Linked DNA regions of Homo sapiens: region 2 is linked to region 1. A link is an interaction called in ENCODE POLR2A ChIA-PET data of the cell type or tissue named here. Cell type or tissue: CD4-positive, alpha-beta T cell. All regions are shown on one strand. Each heading gives the region's core, and the rest is flanking DNA. Links, peaks and the distances in the headings are about the cores only.

Region 1 (5,379 bases), core at 281-5,280:
TATCTGTATAAAAAGCAACTACCAGGTACATTTTAAAACACTGATCATCATGGCATCCTTGGAGCTGTGTTCTGGGAGAGGAGTATGCAGGAGCCCTCCTGGAGCTCACTTGGAGGGGGGCCTCTGGGCCAAGTGACTGGAGCAAGCAGAGGGGAAAGACACCCCTCTTCACTTTACCCATCATGGATGGTTAACCTCAGAGACCATTAGGCCCAGAATGAGCCCCAGAGTGACCTTAATCCCCTTCATTTGCACATGGGGTTAATGAGACTCAGAAGGGAAGGGAGACACCAACTGCAGAGACAAAGTGACCATTTGGGCTGCAAACCTGCCGTGTTGACTCTGATTAGCTCCAGTCCCAGGAATGCCTCCTGATTCCTACACTTAATCAGGAACACCATGGAACACTGGTGTTCCATGAAAGGGCCTGGACTTAATTTCCTGTCCTTAGTGTGAGAACGTGTCAACCCTGATGTTATCACACAAATTCTAGGCTATGATGCACAGCATTCCTGCCTGCTCTGGATTGCTGCCATTGTCTCTGTAGAGCAATGCACACTTTCTCCATGGTGTACAAGCCCTGGGTCTGGGAGTGTGGACACCTGTCTTGCTGTCACCCAAGACCATGCTTCTGCCTTAAATTCCCCAAATAAACCACCCTTTGCTGACACACTGGATGTGTGTGCCTTGTTCTTTGGTTTCTCAGCTCCTTCTGCGTTTGGGGCTGCTTTGCGTATGTGGCCCTTTCACAGAGCACCAGTGTTCACACAGCACATGGGAAATATGATCTCATTGCTCTCCTTGCCACCCCCCCCCCACTTTTTTTTTGAGATGAAGTCTCGCTCTGTCACCCAGGCTGGAGTGCAGTGGCGTGATCTCAGCTCACTGAAACCTCCGCCTCCCAGGTTCAAGCAATCCTGCCTCAGCCTCCCAATAGCTGGGATTAGAGAGATGCACCACCACCCCCAGCTAATTTTTGTATTTTAGTAGAAATGGGGTTTTGCCATGTTGGCCAGGCTGGTCTTGAACTCCTGACCTCAGGTGATCCACCCGCCTTGGCCTCCCAAAGTGCTGGGATTACAGGCATGAGCCACTGCAACCAGCCTCATTGCCCCTTTCTGACCTGCTCATAGCCTAAGCCCAGGCTAAAAGTGAAACAGGAAAACCAGTCCCCATTCTTCACCCCACAGAAGCCTGGGAGCTAATCCTGATGTTGTAAATGGGATATGGGGAACCTGAGGTGATGGGGAGAGAGTGTTGAACAAGCCTGACTCTGTCCAAGCCAGGCACAGGACCAAAGGACCTGAGTCGCTGACGTCAGAGAGTGCTTTACTGGGCTTCTCAGTCTTGTGTGACCCTGGGCAGGTTTTTCGTCTGGTCCTTTAGGCTCCGAATAAATGATGGCAAAAACTTGGTCTCCAAATTCTATGATGACTTCACCAGAAGATTCGTATAAGGATGTTCATAGCAGCTTCATTCATAGTATCCCCAAACTGGAAATATCCCAGGATTCCACCAATAGCAGAATGAAAAGCAATCTGTGGTCAGGCACACAATGGAACACTGCTCAGCAATAAAAGCACCGCTGGCACACACAGCCTCACGCTGCACAAAAAGAACATAGTTCCCAACGGAGAACATATTGTATGAGCCCATGAATAGGAGGTTCCAGAATAGGCAAAACTTACCCAGAGTGGGAGAAAAGCAGAACAGTGGTGGTCTTTGTGGGGACAGAAGCCTTACCCAGGCAGGAGCAGAGTCGCAGAGCACAGGAGCCATGGATATGGTCCCAGTGAGGATGCACTGCTGGCTGCATGTGCCTGGCCAGGGTGTTCATATCACTGGGGGGGACAGGCTTTGTGCTGGCTGCTCCCCGATGAGTAAATTAACATGTGGACTCACTTAGGTGGAGAAAATGTACTCAGTGAGGCTGTGAGTGCCAAGCGTGTCTTTCCCCTCTCCTGCAAATCCAAACTTACTCATTAGGGCTCTGAGTTTTTGTTCCTAGGCTTTATTTACATTTTCTTCTCCGGCTTGTGCCACGTGCAGTGAACACGTGTCACATTGCAGTTTTCTACAGGGTTCCTCCTTGGAGGTTTTCTTTTTTCTTTTTTTTTTGAGATGGAGTTTGGCTCTTGTGGCCCAGGCTGGAGTGCAATGGCATGATCTCGGCTCACCACAACCTCCACCTCCCGGGTTCAAGTGATTCTCCTGCCTCAACCTCCCGAGTAGCAGGGATTACAGGCATGCGCCACCACGCTTGGTTAATTTTTGTATTTTTAGTAGAGACAGGTTTTCACCATGTTGACCAGGCTGGTCTCAAACTCCCAACCTCAGGTGATCCACCTGCCTCAGCCTCCCAAAGTGCTGGGATTACAGGCATGAGCCACCACACCCAGCGGAGGTTTCCTCTTCCTACTCAGGTGTTCAGTACACAATGCTCTGTCCCACACCCTGGCTTCTATTCCCCTGTTGCCCAGGTGTCCTGAGGCTCTCTGGATGTGTTAGGTCATTCTTGCATTTCTATAAAGGAATACCTGAGGCTGGGCAATTTATTGGATTGGTGCAAACATAATTGCAGTTTTTGCTACTTTTTCTTAATGCAAAAGCTGCAAATTACTTTTGCACCAACCTAATATAAAGAAAAGAGGTTTAAGTGGCTCACGGTTCTGCAGGCTGTACAGGAAGCAGGGCACCAGCATTTGCTCAGCTTCTGGGGAGGTGTCAGAGCTTTTACTTGTGGTGGAAGGGGAAGTGAGAGCAGCATGTCACATGGGGAAAGCAGAAGCAGAGAAAGCATTGCACCAGTGAAGCTGCACACTTAAACAACCAGACCTCAGCAGAACTCACTATCACGAGGACAGCACCAAGCCACGAAGAATCTGCTCCCACGATCCAAGCACCTCCCTCCAAGCCCCACCTCCAACATTGGGGATTACATCTCAACGTGAGGTTTGGGCAGGGACAAACATCCAAACTCTATCATTCTGCCCCTGGCCCCTCCAAATCTTATATTCTTCTCACATTGCAAAATACAATCATGCCTTCCCAATAGTCTCCCAAAGTCTTTTTTTTTTTTAGACAGTGCCTCACTCTGTTGCCCAGGCCGGAGTGCAGTGGCACTATCTTGGCTCACTGCAACCTCTGCCTCCTGGGTTCAAGTGATTCTCATGCCTCAGCAATCCGAGTAGCTGGGATTACAGGCATGCGCCACCGTGTCTGGCTAATTTTTGTATTTTTAGTAGATGCGGGGTATCACCATGTTGGTCAGGCTGGTCTGACCAACTGGCTTCAAGTGATCCACCTGTCTTGGCCTCCCGAAGTGCTGGGATTACAGGCATGAGCCACCATGCCTGGCCCCAATAGTCTCCCAAAGTCTTAACTCATTCCAGCATTAACACAAAGTCCCATGTCCAGGTCCAGAGTTTCATCTGAGACTCATTTCCTTCCTCCATCTATAAGCCTGTAAAATCAAAACAAGTTATTTACTTCTAAGATACAATGGGGAAGTGGGCATTGGGTAAACATTCCTGTTCCAAAAGGGAGAAATTGGCCAAAAGGAAAGGGCTACAGGCTCCAATTAAGTCAGAAACTCAGTAGGGCAGTCATTAAATCTTAAAGCTCCAGGCTGGGCATGGTGGATCATGCCTGTAATCCTAGCACTTTGAGAGGCCGAGGCAGGTGGATCACTTGAGCTTGAGAGTTTGAGACCAGCCTGGACAGCATAGCTAAACTTCATCTCTACATATATATACACACACACATATATATAATATTATATATATAATATATCATATAATATTAATATTATATATTATATATAAACATACACACACATATATTATACATATTATATATAATGTATAAACATACACATATATATTATATATATAAACATACATATATATATATAATCTGGGTATGGTGGTGTGCACCTGTGGTCCCAGCTACTCAGAAGGCTGAGGTGGGAGGATCGTTCGAGCCTGGGAGGTGGAGGTTGCAGTAAGCCAAGATCACACCATTGCACTCCAGCCTGGACAACAGAACAAGACCCTGTCTCAAAATAACAAAAAACAAAAACAAAACAAAAAAAACTTAAACTCTAAAAGAATCTCCTTTGACTCCATGTCCCACATCCAGGGACACTGGCATGAGGTCTGGACTCCCAAGGCTTTGGGCAGCTCCGCCCCTGTGGCTTTGCAAGGTTCAGCTCCCGTCGCTCCTGTCACAGTTTTCTGGGCACAAGGGTACAAGCTGCCAGTGGCTCTACCATTCCAGGGCCTGGAGGACATTAGCCCCCCTTCCCAGAGCTCCACTAAACAGTGCACCAGTGGGGATTTTGTGTGTGGGGCCTCCAACCCCACATTTCCACTATTCCACCTCTTCGGAGGTTTTCTCTTTCTACTCAGGTGTTTGCCACATGGTGCTCTGTCCCACACACTAGTTTCTATTCGCTTGTTGGCCAAAGGTCCTGAGGCTTTCTGGTTGTGTTAGGCCATTCTTGCATTGCTATAAAGGAATACCTGAGGCTGGGCAATACTGTGCTAGTAGAGGTTCTCTCTGAGGGCTCCAGCCCTGCTGTAGGTTTCTGCTTGGGCACCCAGGCTTTCTCATACATCCTCTGAAATCTAGGGGGAAGCTGCCAAGCCTCATTCACTGTTGTACTCTGCCAGCCTACAAGCTTAACACCACATGGAAGCCACCAAGGCTTATGGCTTGCACCCTCTGTGGCTGTGGCCCAAGCTGTCCCTAGGGCCCTTTGAGCCATGGCTGGAGCTGGAGCCTCCCTAAGTGGCACAGGGCACACTTCAGGCTGGGCCCATAAAACCATTCTTTCTTTCTAGGCCTCTGCACCTGTGATGGGAGGAGCTTCCTTAAAGGTCTGTGAAATGCCTTTGAGGCCCTTTTCCCATTGTCTTGGCTGTTAATTAGCACTTGGCTCCCTTTCAGTTATGCAAATTTCTCTAGCAAATGATTATTCTGCAGCCTGCTTTAATTCTTCCCCTGATAGTGCTTTTACTTTTTCTGCCACATGCTCAAGCTGCAAAATTTCCAAACTTTTATGCTCTGCTTCCCTTTTGAATATAAATTTTAAATATAAGTCACAATGGGCCATCTGTGACATCATGCTGGGGCTGCTTGCCCACTTGGCTCCCTCTAGGGAAGTACTCCCAGCTGCCCACAGTCATCCTTCTCCATCCCACTGACCTTCCACCCGTGACCAATCAGGAGATGTTTCCAGTTTATTGGTGAATTTATTAGGGCTCAGAGAGGATGACCTATCCAAGGTCCCACTGCCAACTGAATGTAGGACAAGTCTCTGAACCCAGTGTGCCCCTGCCAGAAAGTAGCAGGGATCACAGAAGTCCAGCAGAGGTC
Region 2 (5,379 bases), core at 202-5,201, 53 kb before region 1:
AAACAGGCAGCATCATGGGATGGGAGGCTGAGCCCTGGAGTTGGAGACCAGCCTGGGCAACATAGTAAGACCTCATCTCTACAAAAAAATTTAAGAATTAGCCAGGCATGGTGTCATGAGCCTCTAGTCCCAGCTACTCAGGAGGCTGAGGTAGGAGGATTGCTTGAGCTCGGGAGGTCAAGGCAGCAACAAGCCATGATTGTGCCACTGCAATCCAGCCTGGGCAACAGAGTGAGACCCTGTCTCAATAAATAAATAAATAAGGGCCAAGCATGGTGGCTCAGCCTGTAATCCCAGCACTTTGGGAGGCCGAGGTGGCAGATCACCTGACGTAGGTGTCAGGCCTCTGAGCCTAAGCTAAGCCATCATAACCCCTGTGCCCTGCGTGTATACATCCAGATGGCCTGAAGCAACTGAAGAGCCACAAAAGAAGTGAAAATAGCCTTAACTGATGACATTCCACCATTGTGATTTGTTTCTGCCCCACCCTAACTGATCAATGTACTTTGTAATCTCCCCCACTCTTAAGAAGCTTCTTTATAATTCTCCCCACCCTTGAGAATGTACTTTGTGAGATCCACCTCCTGCCCACGAAACATTGCTCCTAACTCTACCGCCTATCCCAAAACTTATAAGAACTAATGATAATCCCACCGCCCTTTGCTGACTCTCTTTTCGGACTCAGCCCTCCTGCACCCAGGTGAAGTAAACAGTCTTGTTGCTCACACAAAGCCTGTTTGGTGGTCTCGTCACATGGATGCATGAGACAGTAGGGAGTTCGAGACCAGCCTGACCAACATGAAGAAACCCCATCTCTACTAAAAATACAAAATTAGCTGGGCATAGTGGCACATGCCTGTAATCCCAGCTACTCGGGAGGCTGAGGCAGGATAATCACTTGAACCCGGGAGGAGGAGGTTGCGGTGAGCCGAGATCACACCATTGCACTCTAGCCTGGGCAACAAGAGCGAAACTCCATCTCAATCAATCAATCAATCAATCAATAAAATAAAAAGTAGGAGAACATCCTGTCCGCCATCTTTCCAGTCCAGAAAGCTCTGTGCAACTACAAAGGCCACTTGGAGTCATCTGAGGGACTATGTTTGTAAGAAGTACAAGGACTCTCAGATTGTAAGCCATCTTTGGAGAAGAGTGTTTGCTTGGTCATGCCTGTGAGGGGCCACTGTGGACCAAGTGTGACACCAGACCAGAAGTAATATCAAAGACCTTGGAGGGAACCATCTTCCAGGAACCTGGGTGTCATCTGATCACTGAGGGAGAATGCCCAGAAGCACTTTTTGTCCTATAGCTCCATTTGAATCTGTCCCCAAGATATTAATAACAATGACAACTATAATAATGTAATACCATTGTCCATTACCTACTATTTGATGTAATGACATTTCCTTCTTGTAATATCATTAACAGCTGCCATATTCTAGGGCTGGGCTGAGTGTTTTCAGCCATTACCTCATAATCCTGACAAGGATCCTAGAGGGGGTTATTACTTGCTTTCTTCAGATGGGTGAATTGCAGTTCAAATGGTTTAAGTAACTTGCCTGGAGCTGAATGGCTAATCAGTGGCAGATAGGGGACTGGAAATTACTTCTGCCTGATTCCAGAAACAGAGTGGGAACAAAAGGTCATCATTTAACAACAGATAATCAAAAGACAGGAATATCCAACTCCATACACAGCTCATCACTCATTCAGCAAATGCACTGGGAGCACCTGCTGTCCCCAGAAATAAAACATTCAGAATGAATAAATTCCATATTTTCAGATGTGAGGAGTCAGAAATGAAAAGTAATGTCTCTAAACTGTCAGGATATGCCTAATTCCTAGAGTCAACAAAATGTCTAAATTCCCAATCATTCTGGTGGTTTGGTTCGTCAACTAAGGTACTTCAAATCAGTTTAATTCGGAACAGTTGGGCAGAATCTTTTCGGCCGCAACGTGCATGAGAATCACCTGGAAACCTTGTTCAGGTGCTGATTCAGAGTCTGGGGTAGGTCTGGGTGGGGTCTGAGAGTCTGCAGCTACTCCCAGGCCTCCTCTGCTGCGGGTCTGAGGCCCACCTTCTAAGCAGCAAGGCTGTAGAGAGTTATCACGAGAGTGTCAAAGCTGGAGGCCTCTCCAGCTTGCATTGGACACATGGGGTCACTGGGCCTCAGAGGAAAATGGGACTTGCCCAAGGTCACACAGGAATTTAGGGCAAGAGCTGGCCCCAGAAGTCCTGGCCCTCAGAGCAATGGAAGTATAAAGACAGCCCTGTTCAGCATCACCACAAGAATAACCCCCAGTTTTGAACACCTAACTGCCAGGCCCTATAACACATTCTCATTTGATTCTCACCAAAAAGAAAAAAAAAATCACAATGGGCATTATTATCTCTTATTCTTATTTCTTCATAGGTGAGAAAACTAAGGCTTATGTAAAAGCAACTGGTCAAACCAGGATTTAAATGTAAATATGTCTAACTTTAAAGCTTGTTCTTTCTGCTAAGGCACATACATTTCATCCCATTTCAAAATGTCTAAGACCAGACAATCATGGGCGGTCTTCAACAAGTAGGGGACTTAAGTTGCATTCAAGTACAAACTATCTCTATTTTTTTTTTTTTTTTTTTTTTTGGTTCAGGATCTCACTCTATCACCCAGGCTGGGGTGCAGTGGTGCGATCATCACTCACTGTAGACTCGATCTCTTGGGTTCAAGCGATCCTCCCGTCTCAGTCTCCCAAGTAGCTGGAACTTAGACTCCCGACTAATTATTTATTTATTTATTTTTGGTAGAGACTGGGTCTCATTATGTTGATAGACTGGTCTTGAACTCCTGGGTTCAAGCAATCCTCCCTCCTCAGCCTTCTGAGTTTCTGGGATTGCACTCCGGAGCCACTAATAAAAATAAATATTATTTAAATAATAATTTTAATTAAAAAATAACTAGGCCAGGTGGGGTGGCTCACACCCATAATCTCACCCCTTTGGGAGGCTGAGGCTGGAGGATCACTTGAAGCCAGTAGTCCGTACCAGCCTGGCCAACATAGTGAGACCCCATTGCTACAAAAAAATACAAAAATTAGTCAGGTGTGGACATGCTGGTAGCCCCAGACAGACAGGAGGCTGAGGCATCAGGATTCCTTGAGCCCAGGAGTTCAAGGTCCCAGTGAGCTCTGACGGCACCACTGCATTCCATCCTCGGTAACAGAGAGATATCCTGTCTCAGAATAATAATAGTTGGGGGTAGCAGTCTTGCCATGTTGGCCAGGCTAGGCTTGAACTCCAGGCCTCAAGCGATCCCTCCACCTTGGCCTTCCTAAGGCATTGGGATTATAGGCGTGAGCCACTGTATCCAGCCCCTAAAAGTGGAGTTTAAAGAGCTATAAATTATTTCAGTGTCTTATTGCAAAGTAAGGCAATTAAATAGACTATAGACATATGTAACACTTAAAATAGAAACACTTTAACCCAAGTTAAAACATTTAAAACAGGCCGGGAGTGGTGGCTCAAGCCCAGCACTTTGAGAGGCCGAGCCAGGCAGATCTCCTGAGGTCAGGAATTTGAGACTAGCCTGGGCAACATGGCAAAACTCCGTCTCTACTAAAAAATACAAAAATTAGCGTGGCGGTGGGCGCCTGTAATCCTAGCTCCTCGGGAGGTTAAGGCAGGAGAGTCGCTTGAACCTGAGAGGCAGAGGTTGCAGTGAGCCAAGATGGTGCCACTGCATTCCAGCCTGGGTGAGAGAGCGCAACTATGTCTCAAAAAAAATTTTTTTTTTTAAACAGAAAAACTACCTACTCACGGGTGTTCTGTTATTCCTTGTCAAAAAGTAACAAAGCTATTTGGGAAAATTGCGTTTTTCTTTTTCTTTTTTAAAATGTCTACTCCTCCCTTTGCACAGATTCTACCTGTGACTCGGTCTCCAGGCTTCCTTTGGGTTGACTTGGCTGAGTGACATCTGGCCCAGCACTCCGGGGCCATGCAAAGACCTTGGGGTGTGCTCCTCCCCCAGCATCTGGAATGTTATTGCTCCGTCTGCTCTGCTGTGGTCCCTCCAGTGGGCCACTGGCTCGGTCAGCTTTCCCAGTCTCTCCATAGCAGGTTTTGACCGCATCTTCAAACTGGAGTAGTCAATACTGTATGTGACAAGGGAATACTGTGTGTGACAAGGAAAGTTTTAAGGCTCATGACTGTAATCCCAGCACTTTGGGAGGCAGAGGCAGGTGGATCACCTGAGGTCAGGAGTTCAAGACCAGCCTGGCCAACATGGTGAAACCCTGTCTCTACAAAAATACAAAAATTATCTGCGCACGATGGCAGGTGCCTGTAATTCCAGCTACTCGAGAGGCTGGGGCAGAAGAATTGCTTGAACCCAGCAGGCAGAGGCTGCAGTGAGCCGAGATCATGCCACCATGCCATTGCACTCCAGCCTGGGCGACAGAGTGAGACTCCATCTCAAAGAAAAAAAAAAAGCAACTACTGTTCCAGATTCCCAAGTTTCTGGTTAAAACTGCCTTCTCCTTTCTCTTCTCAGTGTATTTGTCACTAAAGAAAGACACCTTCTCACCTACATTGTACCTCACATTGCTCCAAGGTGGAAACACTTGTCAGGTGCCAAAGAGGCAGTCTGACAACTTCAAAACCTCATAATACATTATCAAGATGTGTAATATATTTGTGTTGTTTGTAGCAATGCTGTGTTGATATTAATTATAGTTCCCATGATTTGAGGGAGCCAAAAAATATTTTTTAAAATAGTGATAATTCTATCCCAAAGAAAAATTGTTAATACTTAGCCTTTGAAGGTCTCAGGAAATGAGACATTTTAATTTTCAATTTACATTTGTATTTTTGTGGCAAGAGTCATGGTAGAGTGGTAAATAAAAGACTTTCAGCATAAAAGTATATTACAAATTGATGGGGGAAGGAACGGAAATATGAAGAGAAAAAGGAAAGATGAATGATTCTGACTGTTAAGGAAGAACTTGTTCATGTATTTTTAAAAAATGGGTGACAGTATCAAATTGTGTTGTGTATATGTCATTGGATATATTTAAAACAATGATGTAATCGTTTTATTTTTAAATGTTACTATTTGCGATATGCCAGCCCTCGCAACTATTTTTAATTATGGTGAAAATGTTTTATGCCCACTTAGAAAATGTACAAGGGTTACATGGTTTTCCAGAAATTATTTTAGAGAATACCCAAGCACAAAGTTAATTAGTTCTATGTTGGAGGAAAAAGATGTTCGCAGTGACGTCCCTGTGATTCCTGGGCTTGCCGTTTGCGCCCTCTGCCGGTGTTCTGAGATTTTGCTTTTTAGACAGCGAAACTGTCCTTTGCTCTATCCTTTGCTAACTGTGGTCAAAATCTCC

The links. Peaks named below come from ENCODE experiments on the same cell type or tissue, not always from the same donor. Only the 100,000 strongest peaks of a DNase experiment are listed, where the experiment ranks them.
Region 2: POLR2A ChIA-PET joins it to region 1 with 6 read pairs; 5 of 35 experiments call an interaction of 5 or more read pairs at or near these places.

Annotation. Positions count from the first base shown.
Region 1 is chr17:19,460,755-19,466,133 of GRCh38, reverse strand. LOC105371574 (a long non-coding RNA gene) reads left to right here and starts at 5,163. Exons shown (of 3, transcript NR_188341.1): 1 at 5,163-5,379. RefSeq lists enhancers at 2,681-3,226, 4,867-5,379. In CD4-positive, alpha-beta T cell, for the core only: no CTCF peak of the experiment used is centred there; a DNase peak (open chromatin) is centred at 2,773; H3K4me3 peaks cover 427 bases; H3K27ac peaks cover 2,248 bases.
Region 2 is chr17:19,514,001-19,519,379 of GRCh38, reverse strand. No RefSeq gene overlaps it. Among named protein-coding and RNA genes, the nearest start is that of TRW-CCA2-1, 8.5 kb to the right of the region's middle. RefSeq lists an enhancer at 1-554. In CD4-positive, alpha-beta T cell, for the core only: a CTCF peak has its summit at 5,086; no DNase peak of the experiment used is centred there.